Linked DNA regions of Homo sapiens: region 2 is linked to region 1. Evidence: read pairs that join two places in POLR2A ChIA-PET (ENCODE). Cell type or tissue: GM12878. All regions are shown on one strand. Links, peaks and the distances in the headings refer to the core of each region. The heading gives the core; the rest is flanking DNA.

What was found. Peaks named below come from ENCODE experiments on the same cell type or tissue, not always from the same donor. Only the 100,000 strongest peaks of a DNase experiment are listed, where the experiment ranks them.
Region 2: POLR2A ChIA-PET joins it to region 1 with 10 read pairs; 7 of 35 experiments call an interaction of 5 or more read pairs at or near these places.

The regions. Positions count from the first base shown.
Region 1 is chr15:43,807,942-43,810,861 of GRCh38, reverse strand. MFAP1 (microfibril associated protein 1) reads left to right here. Exons shown (of 9, transcript NM_005926.3): 7 at 948-1,107. Among named protein-coding and RNA genes, the nearest start is that of HYPK, 8.8 kb to the right of the region's middle. RefSeq lists enhancers at 1,206-1,265, 1,326-1,375. In GM12878, for the core only: no CTCF peak of the experiment used is centred there; DNase peaks (open chromatin) are centred at 1,497 and 1,722; H3K4me3 peaks cover 403 bases; H3K27ac peaks cover 2,110 bases.
Region 2 is chr15:44,289,886-44,292,805 of GRCh38, reverse strand. The region is part of intron 1 of GOLM2 (golgi membrane protein 2); the gene reads right to left. Among named protein-coding and RNA genes, the nearest start is that of GOLM2, 2.6 kb to the right of the region's middle. In GM12878, for the core only: no CTCF peak of the experiment used is centred there; no DNase peak of the experiment used is centred there; H3K4me3 peaks cover 2,065 bases.

The sequences.
Region 1 (2,920 bases), core at 215-2,714:
TAGCTTGAACCTGGGAGGCAGAGGTTGCAGTGAGCCAAGATCATGCCACTGCACTCCAGCCTGGGCAACAGAGCAAGATTCCATCTCAAAAAAATATAAAATTGTACACAAAATTGTGTGTATGTATGCATTTTATTTGGAGACAAGGGATATCACTCCCTCTCCCCAACACTGGCTAAAAAGTTACTGCAATCTGGCTGGGCGCAGTGGCTCACGCCTATAATCCCAACACTTTGGAAGGCCAAGGCGGGCGGATCACGAGGTCAGGAGATTGAGACCATCCTGGCTAACACGGTGAAACCCCGTCTCTACTAAAAATTCAAAAAGATTAGCTGGGCATGGTGGCGGGCACCTGTAGTCCCAGCTAATCGGGAGGCTGAGGCAGGAGAATGGCATGAACCCAGGAGGCGGAGCTTGCAGTGAGCCAAGATCACACCACTGCACTCCAGCCTGGGCGACAGAGCAAGACTCCATCTCACCAAAAAGAAAAAAAAAAAAAAAAGTTACTGCAATCTAATTAATGATGGTAATCTTTGGTTTATGACATGCAAGCACCTATATGATTATGATACACTTACATAAAGGAATACCAGCAAAGCCTCAGACACTTATTTTAAATTCACTGATTTTTTTTTTTTTTTAAAGCTAAGAAGACCTTTTAGGGAAAGAGAATTTGTAATGTTGGAAAACCCAGCAGTAATAGTATGTCTGAACGTCAGAAGGGCTAGAATCAACTTTTGAAAGTTGGCAATACCTAGTCTAGCAAACATAATGAAGACTAACTCACCCATTTGTTTATTGAGCTCCTTATCTTGATTCCTAATAGGCAATGACTAGAATTAAAGAAGGTGACTAATACTTGAAATGACATGGGACTGTTATTTTCAGATAATTTGGTCTTTCTGAAGCTGTAACAGTACCAATAAATTGTTTTGCTCCCTGGACAGGCTTGAGAAGGAGAAAGCAGAAATTGAACGCATGCGAAACCTGACTGAGGAAGAGAGGAGAGCTGAACTTCGGGCAAACGGCAAAGTCATTACCAACAAAGCTGTTAAGGGCAAATACAAGTTCTTACAGAAGTATTATCACCGGGGTGCCTTCTTCATGGTAAGAAGTGAAAAGAGAGTCAGAAAATTGGGCAGTAGGAATAACTCAGAAACTTTGAATTATTTTTCTCTTCAAGAATATTCTGGAATGTAATTTCCACTTGCCAGTGGTCAGCTTTCTCATTTGCTTTTTCCTTCTGAACAATATAAACTCAGAGAAAAGCATCAGCAATTGGATGACAGAAGTAGCATCAACTGTTCTCTCTTTTGGCCCCAACTCTCAAAAATAGGAAATGATGTAATAGACTTTTTTTTTTTTTTTAAGAGACAGAGTCTCGCTGTCACCCAGGCTGGGGTACGGTGGTGCGATTATAGTTCACTGCAACCTTGACGTCCTGCGCTTTACACCTGCTTCAGCCTCCAGAGTAGCTGGGACTACAGGCATGCAACAACCATGCCTGGCTTTTTTTTTTTTTTTGGTTATTTTTTTTTTAATTTTTCGTAAAGACCAGGTTTCACTATGTTGCCCAGGCTGGTGTTGACCTTCTGGCCTCAAGCAATCCTCCCACCTCAGCCTCCCAAAGTATTAGGAATACAGGCATGAGCCATCATCCCCAGCCTTAGATAAATTGAGGAAATGAAATAGAGAAGTGATCTGTACAGATAGTGGACTAATTAGGTCCTCCACATGACATAGTTGTCATTCTTTCATAGCTGAATGAGAAGTTTTGGTTATGTGAAAACCAAACTCTGCAAATAGCTTTACATTAATTCACTTTTGGGTGGCAGAAAGTTAGTTCACTTCATTCTGAACTGACAGTACCCAAGAGTAACTAACCAAAAAAAATGGTTTATTATCTAACCATTAGATGGAATGCCGTCATCTTTGTTTTTCATATAAAGACTAAGATCAAAATAGCAATCTGTTAACCCTGTATGGTTTATTTCCTAATGTTAAAGCAGTTTGCACCAAAAACTAGACTAGCTTTTTCAAGTGCCGTGTGGCAAATTCTAAATATCCCCACTGCAACTAAATTCCTGCCTTTCACTGCAGATGCTGTTAAAACTTCAGTGGCGGCTTCCCTGCCACCCTCCAAAATCAGTTTCAGGTCTATCTGATTAGCAGGAAGTGTTTACTTAGGTAGTTTTCCAGCAGATGTAGCTTACTATTCAGTGGAGATTATGAACTACTTCTTGTACTGCTTCGGTCATAAAGTTTGTTTGCTTAAGCAGTTCGCAGCTTTAATAATCAAGTTTCTTAGAGAAGCAGTTCATTGCTAGTTAAGATACATAAGAAAAGTGTATGTGAAAGTCCTTTGGTGGGCCAGGTACATTGGCTAATGCCTGTAATCTTAACATTTTGGGAGGCAAGGCCAGCAGATCAGTTGAGCCCAGGAGTTCAGCCCGGGCAACATGGCAAAACCCCATCTCTACAAAAAATACAAAAATTAGGCGTGGTGGTCCGTGCCTGTAGTGTCACCTATCAAGGGGCTGAGGTGGAAGGATTGCTTCAGCCCGAGAGGTTGAGGCTGCAGTCAGCCGTGATCGTGCCACTGCACTGCAGCCTGGGTGGCTGACCAAGACTTTGTCTCAAAATAAATTGTTTTTAAAAAGTCTTTCTTAAACAAGATAGTGCTATTTTTAATTCCTTCAGCATATGTGTTTATAAATATGTATCACAGCATTGTAATATTATCACTCAGGCTAGAGTGCAGTGGTGCAGTCATGGCTCACTGCTGCCTCATTCTCCTGGGCTCAAGCAGTCCTCCTGCCTCAGCCTCCTGAGTAATTGGGACTACAGGTGTGTGCCACCACACCTAATTTCTATTTTGTAGAGATGGGTTTTGCTATGTAGCCCAGGCTGGTCTCAAACT
Region 2 (2,920 bases), core at 258-2,757, 480 kb before region 1:
AAAAAACCCTGAAAAACTGTTAAGTTTAAAATACAGAGACCAAGACTACCCTTTCTACTAAGCAGCTCAGAGAGTCCTCATTAACCCCAAGAACAGACATTCACAAGCAGCCCAAGAAAGTTGTTATAGCCAGCTCAAAATACAGAAGTGGCACACCAAGTGCTGTGGCACACACCTAGAATCCCAGCACTTTGTGAGCCCAAGGCAAGATCACTTGGAGCCAGGAGTTTGAAAGCAGCCTGGGCAACATAGCAACACCCTATCTCTACAAAACTAAAAAAAGAAAAAACTTTTAAAAATATACAGAACTAGCCGGGTGCGGTGGCTCACGCCTGTAATCTCAGCACTTTGGGAGGCCAAGGCTGGTGGATCACGAGGTCAGGAGATCGAGACCATCTTGGCTAACATGGTGAAACCCCATCTCTACTAAAAATACAAAAAATTAGCCGGGCATGGAGGTGGGCGCCTGTAGTCCCAGCTACTCAGGAGGCTGAAGCAGAGAATGGCGTGAACCCAGGAGGCGGAGCTTGCAGTGAGCCGAGATCACACCACTGTACTCCAGCCTGCTTAACCGAGCGAGACTCTGTCTAAAAAAAAAAAAAAATATATATATATATATATGTATGTATACACATATACACACACAGAACTGACATTCAATAAGAGATACAGTCTTGTGAGCCAGCTGCATAAAATATTAGCCAAACACTTAAAAGTAGTTAAGATACCCAGGGCAATATTTCCCAAACTAGTGGGCTTTGCTATATTATTCTGTGCCATAATAGGTAGGCCATGAAAATAGTAACCTGTGATCAAATAAACTAAACAAGACTGAGTTAAACAAAATTGAATAGCCTTCTTTATTAATGGATTTCTCAGAGCTTTTATATTCCAGCAGGCATTATGAATTCCAAGAGGAGGATACACTAACATTTCCCTCCAAAAAAGGTTTTCATTTTTTTCTCCTCACCACCTAAGAAATATTACAAGAAGGGTATTCTGTTTAACACTACTTTGGGGAATACTGCTCTTATGGGAGAGCAAAGGCTCAATAACAGAGTCCCTTACTAGGTGACTGGAAAGAAAAAATAAATCCAGCAAAGAATATAGTGAAGAAGATAAGACTGGAGAGTCCAGTATAACAGAAGCAAGAAAGAAAATAGTTTCCAAATAGCTAGAGACAATCAACAGGATCAAACTACTGGGAGGTCAAATACAGTAAGAATAAAAATATTCTTTGGTTTTGACTAGGAAGACTGCCATTTGTGACCTTCAAGAGAATAGTTTCAAAAAAGGGGAGGAAAGAAAGATGGCAGACATTTTAAGATTAGGATGGTTATGAAAAAATAGGTAGATGGAACATTTGTAGACCATCAATAATTTGACTTTAGCAATGAAAGTGAAAAAACAAATGGGTTGGTTGGGAGAAAGGAATATACAGATTTTTTTTCCTTTACTGAGAACAGGGGACACCCACATACTGTTGAAGGTAAAAAGTGAAACAAACTGAAAGAGACAGTTCAGTAGAGCTGGGCAAGGTGGTGCACACCTGCAGTCCCAGCTACTCAGAGGCTGAAGCAGGAGGATCACTTGAGCTCAGGATTTCAATGCTATAGTGCATCATGCCTGTGTAACAGCTACTGCACTCCAGCCTGGGCAACACAATGAGACCCTGTCTCTTTAAAAAAAAAAAAAAAAAAAGAGGCTGGGCATGGTGGCTCACACCTGTAATCCCAGCACTTTGGGAGGCTGAGGCGGGCGGATCACCTGAGGTTGGTAGTTCAAGACCAGCCTGACCAACATTGAGAAACCCCTTCTCTACTAAAAATACAAAATTAGCCAGGCGTGGTGGTGCATGCCTGTAATCCCAGCTACTCAGGAGGCTGAAGCAGGAGAATTGCTTGAACCCCGGGGGGGCGGAGGTTGCAGTGAGCTGAGATCACGCCATTGCACTCCTGCCTGGGCAACAAAAACAAAACTCCGTCTCAAAAAACAACAACAACAACAACAACGACAACAACAAAAAGTCCAATGGATGAAAGAATGGAATCAAGAGTATTAATTACAACAAGAGACTTTCCTTTGAGACCAGAGAGAAGAATGTGAATTGTAATGCTCAACCATGCCAAGTAGGAAGACCTTACTTTAATACTCCAAACTTTCATGGATTTCTACCTACTCTGCCCGAGAGTTTTTCAGTCTTTAGAGTTAAGCATGCAGCGCACATATAAATGTACTGATTCCTTGACCCTATCATAGCATGTCTATGTTATGGTGAAGAGGAGGGGGTTATAGGGAAGCACTTAGCTGAGGGCCTTAATCTTCATGAAATAAGAAAGCCAGGTAGAGGCTGTCAACAGGAAAGTTAGAAGCTCACAGACAGTTTAATTCATAATGACTTACCCTTAAGTGATTTTGATATGCAAAGTAAAACTTGTAATTATAATGGGCATTTACACACAAAAATGTGAAGATTACCAAAGAAGTGTATAGAAAGGCATCTACTATCCTGCCCAGAAATTTTCATAACTCTACTATACCTACAGAAGTTGCTAAGTCATAAACTATTAATATAGTTACCAATGAGCTAATGAAAACAAGGATTATTTAGTAGCAAGTATGATTACAGTTCAATTTTAAACTTTTTATATTTAAAACTTTGTATAGTTTTCCATCTGCATAAAACACCAACCCTAATAGCAACTTAGCTATACAAAATTTCATTCTATTTTCTTTCAATGAAGACACTGACATGACATTCCACTGCTTAAAATTTATTTTCAGATTCTAATCTTTTGGCTGATTTCATTAACAATTCAAATTGAGTAGATAATGATGGATCAACTATGTCCAAGACACAAGTGTGTCTCACATATAGCTCGAGGGCCCATCTATCATAACATTTTGATCACAAAAAGGC